Regions from separate parts of the Homo sapiens genome. Here region 1 is linked to region 2. Evidence: read pairs that join two places in POLR2A ChIA-PET (ENCODE). Cell type or tissue: HepG2. All regions are shown on one strand. Region 1 overlaps SNX29 (sorting nexin 29). Region 2 overlaps SNX29 (sorting nexin 29).

Evidence for each region. Peaks named below come from ENCODE experiments on the same cell type or tissue, not always from the same donor. Only the 100,000 strongest peaks of a DNase experiment are listed, where the experiment ranks them.
Region 1: POLR2A ChIA-PET joins it to region 2 with 9 read pairs; 4 of 35 experiments call an interaction of 5 or more read pairs at or near these places.

The regions. Positions count from the first base shown.
Region 1 is chr16:12,283,292-12,288,291 of GRCh38, forward strand. All of the region lies in intron 15 of SNX29 (sorting nexin 29), which reads left to right. Among named protein-coding and RNA genes, the nearest start is that of SNX29-AS2, 87 kb to the right of the region's middle. RefSeq lists an enhancer at 1,005-1,134. In HepG2, no CTCF peak of the experiment used is centred here; DNase peaks (open chromatin) are centred at 2,010 and 4,840.
Region 2 is chr16:12,210,278-12,215,277 of GRCh38, forward strand. The region is part of intron 14 of SNX29 (sorting nexin 29); the gene reads left to right. Among named protein-coding and RNA genes, the nearest start is that of SNX29-AS2, 160 kb to the right of the region's middle. In HepG2, no CTCF peak of the experiment used is centred here; DNase peaks (open chromatin) are centred at 864, 1,394 and 1,964; H3K4me3 peaks cover 2,074 bases.

The sequences.
Region 1 (5,000 bases), 73 kb after region 2:
GACTACCCTAGATGGAGTTGTTTTTTTTTTTTTTCTTTTTCTTTTTTGAGACAGAGCCTCACTCTGTCACCAGGCTGGAGTGTAGTGGCGTGATCTTGGCTCACTGCAAGCTCCACCTCCTGGGTTCAAGCGCTTCTTCTGTCTCAGGCTCCTGAGTAGCTGGGACTACAGGCACGCATCACCATGCCCAGCTAATTTTTGTATTTTTAGTAGAGATGGGGATTTCACCATGTTGGTCAGGATGGTCTTGATCTCTTGACTTCGTGATCCACCCACCTCAGCCTCCCAAAGTGCTGGGATTACAGGCATGAGCCACTTGCAGAGCGACTTCTGTTGCAAAGTCATTGGTGTTTCATCTGTGAGTTGCATTAGCTCTTCCTCATGCCAAGAGTGGTCCTAAGTTACAAAAATGAATGGGACGCAGTGCCTGTGTTTAGGGAGCTTGCATTCTTGTGGGTGAGGCAGACGTGCCTGTTCTAATTGTCAGGACAGATAATTGAAGTGCAGAGGTAGGGTTATACCCACAGGCCTGGAGCTGTGTCTTTGACGGCAGTTCTGCAGAGGTTGGCACCTAACCACAGCTTCTTTAGATAATTCCTCCCCACTTCTTAGGGACTGTTAGTGGTGATGCTCAGAATTTCTTCTGTAAACTTCCCCATGCTTCTTGAAATTCTAAGACACCAGAACAGAAACAACCAAGGTTTTGAAGATAAGATATTGGACACATCCAAGATTGATCTCTTCTGAGACTCTTGCTTCTTTACCTCTTTTAAGTACATTTCCTTTGGTTTGGACTCATCTTCAGAGATGTTCTATTCTTTTTCAGCAGTTGTCTTCACAACAATGTGAAGTGTTGGCGACATTCGGACTTTGGGCCTGCATCACTTTGTCGCTGCCTTCTGCAGCCTGGTGACTTGGAAAGCACATGTATCGCGTGTCAGACTGAGTTCAGATTTGCCACTTACTGCCGTATGTTCCTGGGCACGCCCCCTAACCTCTCTAAGCCTCAAGTTCTCTGTTAGTGAAATGCAGCCAGTCATACCTGTGAGTGGGTTTGTTTTGGGAATGACACATAAGAACCCAGCTGAGTGCCTGCAGTAGACAGGAGGTGTCTCTGTGCTTCCTCTTCTCCCCTCCATCCTGACTTTCTTTGGAGGGCTTCCCTCTCCACCATAGCGTGCTGTCTGGGTGGGACAGTATGTCCAAATGCTTTGCCCTGGTTTTGGTTCAGGGCTGGGTACATGACCTGAGCTAGGCCCATGGGGGCTTTAACTCTGGAGTTGTATAAGAATGCAGCAATGCTTGGGAGGCCGTTTATTCAATAGCAATTAACAGTAAGCATTTATTCAATAGACTAATAGCAATGAGTCTGATAAGACTCTAATTGTTTTCTGTGTTGAACTTGCCAGAACTGCTTTGGTTTCGGTTCCTTTTTTTTTTTTCTTTTTTTTGAGACAGAGTCTCATTCTGTCACCCAGGCTGGAGGGCAATGGCACAATCTCAGCTCACTGCAACCTCTGCCTCCCAGGTTCAAGCAATTCTCCTGCCTCAGCCTCCCGAGTAGCTGAGATTACAGATGCGTGCCACCACACCCAGCTAATTTTTTATATTTTTAACAGAGATGGGGTTTCGCCGTGTTGGCCAGGCTGGTCTCGAACTCCTGACCTCAGGTGATCCACCCACCTTGGCCTCCCAAAGTGATGGGACGGATTATAGGCATGAGCCACTGTGCCTGGCCTCAGTTACTTTTCTGAGCCTGATTTCCCCACTTTTCTGCCTGTTTATAGTGAATTCTATTTTAGCTTAGGTTAGAATCTGTTTATTTTGCTTACCAGCGGTGCTCTCACTTAGGTAAAGCTTTGTATCCGTATGTAATCAGTAGATGCCGTTTCCCTTCAGTTCTCCTTCCACTCACTGTTTAGCAGGGCTTAGCTCCCTCATGTTGTCTTCGGGCTCTCCCAGCTCTTGCTTGCCGGCACCGTTTTCTAGCTGTTTGCCCCACTTGTGTATCTTCTGCTTCAATATTGCCAGTCCATCCTCTGCAAACAGAACTTTACTCCCTTCCATATGGCAGGGCTCAGCTAGCTGATGATTGATTTTTAAAATTATAAGACACTTATCGTTTACTGTCTGAGTGTGGTTAGTCCCTGAATTTTTCTTGTGGGTAAAATAAATGGTGTATTAGCAACATTTGTTCTCATTATAATGGCAGAGTCGCTATTAATGGAAAAGTAAGCTTGAACATCAAGCTGGTAAAAAATACACTCATAATCACACGCTGTAGATAACTGTGAATGTGATCATCATTTTAATAAAGTGTAAAAATTCCGGAAGCAGCCAGGACCTTGGGAGCAGTTACACCACCAGTGCCTGCCTCATAAATTGGCACCAATGGGTTCCAACACTTCTCATGCGTGTCCAGGAGTCATTTTTGTATAAGAGCAGCATGGGCTTTTCAATAAAATACTGGATTTTTTATAAGGACTCAGGATAAAAAACTCTGAGCTGAGATCTACATTAAACTGATACTCAAAATGAAAGGTATGATGTTAGGTTTATTTATTTATTTATTTTTTATTTTTCTGATGGAGTTTCACTCTGTTGCCCAGGCTGGAGTGCAGTGGTACGATCTCAGCTCACTACAACCTCCGCCTCCTGGGTTCAAGTGATTCTCCTGCTTCCCCCTCCACAGTAGCATACGCTACCATGCTCAGCTAATTTTTGTATTTTTAGTAGAGACAGGGTTTCACCGTATTGGCCAGGCTAGTCTCAAACTCCTGACCTCAAGTGATCCTCCCACCTCGGCCTCCCAAAGTGCTGGGATTACAGGTGTGAGCCACTATGCCTGTCCTGTTTGTTTTTTTTTTTAATCACATGAAGCTGAGTGGATTGAGACCAGGCTCTTACCTCATATAGTTTGATTACCAAGCAAAATGGAGTGTTTAAGTGTCTCCTATATATCAGTGAAAAAGGGTAAGAAGTTATAGTTTCTAGCAGGATAGGTGTAATTCCCACTGAAGTGTGAATGACTAACAGGGCTAAACCTCCAAGGATTTTTTTTTTTTTTTTTTTGAGATGGAGCTTTGCTGTATTGCCCAGGCTGGAGTGCAGTGGTGTGATCTCGGTTCACTGCAAGCTCTGCCTCCCGGGTTCATGCCATTCTTCTGCCTCAGCCTCCCAAGTAGCTGGGACTACAGGCCCCACCACCATGTGAGGTTAATTTTTTTGTATTTTTAGTAGAGATGGGGTTTCACCGTGTAAGCCAGGATGGTCTCGATCTCCTCACCTCATGATCCACCCGCCTTGGCCTCCCAAAGTGCTGGGATTACAGGTGTGAGCCACTGTACCCGGCCCCAAGGTGTCCTTAAAATTTTTTTATTATGTAAAAGTTGAAACATATACAGAAATAAAAGTGTAATGAGCCTCTATGTACCCATCACCTGGCTGTAGCTGTTAGTACCTCTTGGCCAGTCTTGCTTCATCTGTATCCCGTCCCACCCATCAAACCTCAGCCTCTCATGGTATTTTGAAGAAAATCCCAGGTTCCATATTATTACATTCCTGAGTATTTCAGAATCTATCTTTAAAAGATAAGAGGTCTTTTAAAAACCCCACATTACTGCAATACCATAGTCATACTTTAAAAAGCCTGTTAAAAGAGGCTCGTGCTAGTCCCATTGATTCTTGGGTTGGAGTATCAGGGAGAGGAGCTTCTTTAAGAACGTCTTTTAGGGGGCCCCTGGCTCACTCTTTCTCCTTCCCAGCTTCCCGAACAAGGAACTGGAGCATCTCATTTATGCAAGATGGCTAAGCTCGGAGCTTTTCTGTCTTTTGGATGTGCCCTTTGCTTGGCTCTCTGCCTTGACTTCAGTTAACAACACACATAGTCATGTCAGCAGCACACTACACAGGCCCTGGGAAAGTGAGGGATTTGGAGATGAGGAGGTGTGACCACAGCCTGCAGGCTCCACCAGCGTATGGGTTTCCAGCCTCCAGCATGGTCTCCTTTACAAACAGACTCCTTCCCTAAGGAAGGTCTCTGAAGGAAGAGGAGGCAGGCTGTATCTCACAGGTGTCTCTCTGTTTTTTTTAAATTTTTTTTTTAACTGGTAAAAAGTAGGCAAAAGAGCATAAAGAACTTCCATATACTCATCACCCTACTTCAATAGTTATCAACTCTTGTCCAGTCTTGTTTCATCCACTTACCCTCCTGTTTCCCCAGCATCAAGTAGTGTTTGGAAGGAAATCCAAAGCACAACGTTGATTTCACCCATAAGTAGTTAGGAATATATTGGTAGTAAACTACAAGGACTGTCTTTTTAAAACAGAAAAAACTCTGTAGTATCATTATCACACCCTAAAGTTAGCAGTAATTCCTTAGTATTGTCAAATATCTGGTGAGTGTTCAAATTTGTAGTTTAAACAGGTGTTTGAATCAGGATCCCAGTAAGGTCCCCACCTCGTGATTGGTGATGGATCTCTTCAGTGTCTTTTAATCCATATGTTCTGTCACCTGTGTCTCCCTGCCTCTCCCTTTCTTCCTTACGTGTCATTTATTAGTTGAAGAACCTGGGTTGTTGATCCTAGAGAATTTCTCCTACCAGTGTTTTTTGAGGGTGTATTACATGTGTGGTACTTGGTGACCTGTTAGGTTTTTCATGGCATTTTATGAAAAGCAGCTATAGATATTGATGTCACAGCCTGGGCAATGTAGTGAGACCCTGTAATTACAAAAAAAAATTTTTTTAACTAGCTGGGTACATCAGCATGCCTGTGGTCCCAGCCACTCAGGAAGTTGAGGTGGGAAGATTGCTTGAGTCCAGAAGGTCAAGGCTGCAGTGAGCTATTGAAGTAGGAGGTGGGACTTGACTCCAGAGGCGGGACTCAGACACTGGACCAAACTGACTACTAGCTAAAACAGGACTGGGTGGAAGCAGCTTTCCATCAGACATGCCCGTGGGTGCCATGTCAGTTTACCATTATCATGGCAACATCCAGGA
Region 2 (5,000 bases):
GCTGGGGCTCCTCGTTTTGCACTCAAGGGACTCAGACGTTCCCTCCACTTTTTTTTTTTTTTTTTAAAGACACAGGGTCTTGCTGTGTTGCCCAGGCTGGAGCGCAGCTGGACGATCATAGTTCACTGCAGCCTCAACCTTCTGGGCTCAAGCAATCCCTCCTGCCTCGGCCTCCTGAGGAGCTGGGAGCACTGGTGTCCACCATCACTCTCGGTGGGACTGAGAAGTCTTGCCTGAGAATGGAGTCGATGCAGAGGAAGGTAGAGCCAAGAGACAGAGAAAGTGAATCCAGCCAGGCCTGAAGCTCCCTCTCCCTCTGGACTCCTCCACTGCCGAGCTTCCACCACCTTTCTGGTCCCCCTGGGCTTGTCTTCTTTTTTCCAGCTGCATCCTTGCTTCAGGTTGTAGCCAAGGTGTCCTCACCTGCTGGCCATTTTCTCTCACATGTTCCCTCCCTCCCTCATTCCCTCCCTACCTCCTCTTTTCCCCTATCTCCTCCCCTCCTCTCTCCCTTCTCTCTTGTTTCACTCTGCTCCGGTCTATTTTGTATTTGTTTGATGGGCTGAATCTCAAGTGGCCTTTACCTTTTCAGATACTAAGTTTGTAAACAGGAGACCTCATCGTTGCTCTCCCCACTGCTTGAAATAACTGCCTTCTGGGCACTGTTTTCACCTGCAACCCTGTTTTGAGGAGTAATTGAGAGAATTAGATGTAAAGTTCCCAGCACAGCCTTTAGTGCAGAGTGAGGCTTCATAAGCTGTTTTTCCCACCACCTCCCTCACTTTTTACACAGACTCCAAAACCCCTGGGTGGTTTGGGAAGTTAGGTTATTTGATTTGTGCAGAGTACAAGGTCAGGGCACCGTTTCATTCATTCAGCCAACATTGATTGAATACTCCTTGAGTACCAGGCACAGTTCTGGGTATACTTCAGGCCCAAGGAGACTCCTCAGGTTTAGTGGGAGAGATGGACACTAAACATATAAGCAAGCAGGTAATTTCGAATACATATTCTGATACAGCCCAACCTTTTCCCACAAGGCCTTGTAACCATCTAGAGAAATCCCTGGCTGACAGATAACAGAAGCTCTGTTCATTGGGTACCTGTAACGTGCTGGGCCCCGGGGTAGCTTTCCCTGCAGCTTTTTTCCTTCTAACAGCTCTGTGAGGATGGGACTGTTGCCTCCATTTTACAGATGTGAGAAACCAAGGCTCTGAGAGGTGGATGTGCTGAAGCTCACTGTATTAGTCAGGGTTCTCCACAAAAGTGGACCAATAGGGGTGTGTGTGTGTGTGTCTGTGTGTGTAGACAGATTGAGATTGATCGATATTTTAAGGAATTGACCCATGTTATGGTGGCATCTGTCAACTCCAGAATCTGCAGGGTGGGCCTCTAGGCTGGAGTCCAGAGAGAAACTGATGTTGCAACTCAAGTCCAAAGGCCGTCTGGGGGCAGAATTCGTACTTCCTTATGAAACCTCCGTTTTTTGTTTGTTTGTTTGTTTTTTCTTCTTAAAGCCTTCAGCTGATTGGATGAGGCCCACTCTCATTATGGAAGATAATGTGCTTTACTGATTAAACTGTTAATCTCATTTAAAAAATACCTTTACAATGACATTTAGACTGGTGTTGGGTGAAATATCTGGGTACTGTGACCTAGCCACATTGACACATGAAGTTAATCATTACAGTCATCCACCTAGAAAGTAGTAGAGCCGAGATTCCTACCCAGATCTGTCTGTTAAACCCATGCTTTCCCCAGTGCTTCTGAAGTTTATTCTCTCAGACGTGTTCTAGGGATAGTGTATGTTGCCTCTCCTGGGCCTCGGTGGTGGTGTGTGACGAGCTAGCCCAGAGACGCCTGCCTATGTGGGGCAGCCTCTGTGTGACTGGCTAGCATTTACCATGTACTTTGTCCTGAGAAAAAATGCGCCATGTTCGCCTTTCCCCCCGGAGACTGAAAACTGATTGTGTGCCATGAGTCACATGGGGAGCCAGGTTAGAGTGGGAGGGACTCGGAAGTGGACATCAGGGTTGGCGGAAAGCAGAACCATTGACTTTCCGCTTCTCAGGAGCAGGGCTGTGTGTAGACTGGACCTGCTCTTTGTCCTTGAAGGCTACTTCGTCCATGGTAGACAGAAGCCATTGCCTGGAAGAGGAGCCTGGGGAAGTGTTAATAGAACTGGAGCGGGAAAGGCAGGCACAGAGCTTCTGGTTGGAGGAACCTGTCCAATCCCAGCCCTGTCATTTACTAGCTCTGAGCTCACGGAATAAGTTGCCATCTCTGAGCTTCAGTATTTCCATTTGAGGAGTAAAGATAATATATATTTTATATATGTTTGTAGGCCGTTTGTATATCTTCTTTTGAAAAATGTCTGTTCTTGTTTGCTTACTTTTTAATGAGATTATTCATTTTTTTCATGACTGATGTGTTTGAGTTCCTTGTAGATTCTGGGTATTAACCCCTTATCGGATGTGTACTTTGCAAATACTTTCTTGAGTGGAGAAAGAAAACGTGGTATGTATACATCATACAATACTACTCAGTCATAAAGGGCTGGGCGCTGTGGCTCATGCCGGTAATCCCAGCACTTTGGGAGGCCGAGGTGGTTGAATCACCTGCGGTCAGGAATTTGAGACGAGCCTGGCCAATATAGTGAAACCCCATCTCTACTAAAAATACAAAAATTAGCTGGGCATGGTGGCATGCACCTGTAATCCCAGCTACTCGGGAGGCTGAGGCAGGAGAATAGCTTGAATCCAGGAGGTGGAGGTTGCAGTGAGCCGAGATCGTGCCACTGCACTCCAGCCTGGGTGACAGAGTGAGACTCTGTCTCAAAAAAAGAAAAACACAAACAAACAAAAAAAACTACTCGGACATAAAGAATGGAATACTGTCTTTTGCAGCCACTTGGATGGAACTAGAGGCCATCATCCTAAGTGAAGTAACTCAGGAACAGAAAAATAGCACATCCTCTAACTTAGAAGTGGGAGCCAAGCTGTGGGCACACAGGGGCATATAGAGAAACATAAGGGACATTAGAAACTCTGAGCAGGAGGGGAGGCGAGGGATGAAAAACTACCTATTGGGTCTAGAGTACATGTTGTTTGAGTGACAGGTACACTGAAAGCCCAGACTTTGCCGCTACACAGTTCATTCAAGTCACCAAAAGCCATTTATACCCTTAAAACTGTTGAAATAAAGGAAAAAAATAAAATTAAAAACAACATTGACTTTATAGAATTGTTTGCAGTTTAAAAGTGATGACACACGCAAAGTAGCAGGCAGTGGTTGGTGTTGTGGGTTGGAAATGCATTTAGGAGAGTGTCCAGGCTGTGGAAGGTCACAGCACATTAGCAGACACCTGTAAGTTAGTTTCTCCAAGTGGATAAATAATTAAGATGAGAATTATAGAGCAAACCTTTTCAAAAGCTTTTCCATCCATTACCCTGACAAAACAGTATTTGTGTGATTAGCCAGTTTCCCGACCTTTAAGTAAACCCTGAACAGGTAAGCCCCAGTACCCAGCTATGTGGCCACCCCAAATTGCAAGGTGGGCTGGGAGACGTGGGGCTTATTTGGCAGATAAGGAAGGAGCGATGAATACTGGGTAGGCAGCCAGGAGTCCCTGCTGCTTCTGGTGGCCTTGTGGGAGGATGAGGCTGTTGGAGTCAGGGATGGAGGGTGCTAAAGTCCCATCAAGCCACCCCTTTTTGCCCCACTCCTTGGGAAAACGTCATCAAATGTTGGGTCATAGCTGCAAGAGGATCCAGTCCCAGGTTCTAAAAGTGGCCCTCGTCTCTCTGGCGACCTCCATTAAGGGGTAACGTTTTATTTGTTCGACCTGATTTCCTCCCTGGCAGGGGCTTTCTTCTCCCAAATCACTGCAAATGGAATTGCCTGGAAATATCAAGTATCGATTCACGATTGTTGTTCATTTCATTTTTATTGTTTGGTAGGAAACAAAGACCCAGAAACACAACAGGAACAATTGGAGTGCCTCAGCTCCCTCCTCGGAAGGAGGCCAGACGTATATTTATTGTTGTCGTCATTAACTTTTTGGGGCTGTCTCAGCATTGTGTTTATTGGTGTAGTTTGTCAGTCAGCTTTTGTTTTCAACTGCTTTCTGTCCTGGGAGCTGACAGGTGGCTTGTTTTGTAAAAAGCCACTTTGATTTTGAAAACTGCTCTATTTTAAGTTTCTAATTGCAGCTTTTGTAAGGAAACTGGTCATTTTGTTTTGCTCGAGTGGGTAATGATGCCGTGGACCTTGGTTGAGAGTGACTTGCCTGAATATTTTTTTTTTTCTCAGACTGAATGGAAGAATCGATACCCTGCACAGAGAGAGAGCCTCTCTCCTGGTCTGGGCTTAATTCACTGGTTTATGGCTTCACTTGCATTCTTTGCATTTCCGTAGAAATAGACTCCCTCCTTGTCTTCCCTGTGGGGTGCCTTCTATTTACTCTGCAGTCTCCCTGATGCCTGGCACACCACACTGACCTCCAGATACCCCTGCTCCAGGAAGCCATCCATGATTTCCCTGCCATCATTTTTGCTAGTTGGTCACTCCCAGGTCTATTGCTGCCTATTTTATACTTTAAAAATGTAATCTCTTTATTTCTGTGGTGACAGATTCAAGAAACATTAGCCAGGATATAAGGTCATGAGAGTAGGGACTGAGTTGATGTTGATACTGTTGTGCACCTAGCTTCCAAAACAGTGCCTGGTCCCTGGTGGGTTATCAGTAGACATTTGATGAATAAATGAGTGAGTGAATGCATGAATGAGTTTGCTGAGCACCCAGTAATAATAGCCAACATGCATTAAGCACCATTGCTAGACCCTGTGCTAACTGCTTCATGGCAACTGTCCTGTGAGGTGGGTACTATTATCCCCATTTACACGGGAGAACTGAAGCTTAGAAAGGTCAGAGACCGGCTGGGCACGGCGGCTTCCACCTGTAATCCCAGCACTTTGAGAGGCTGAGGTAGGAGGAGGGTT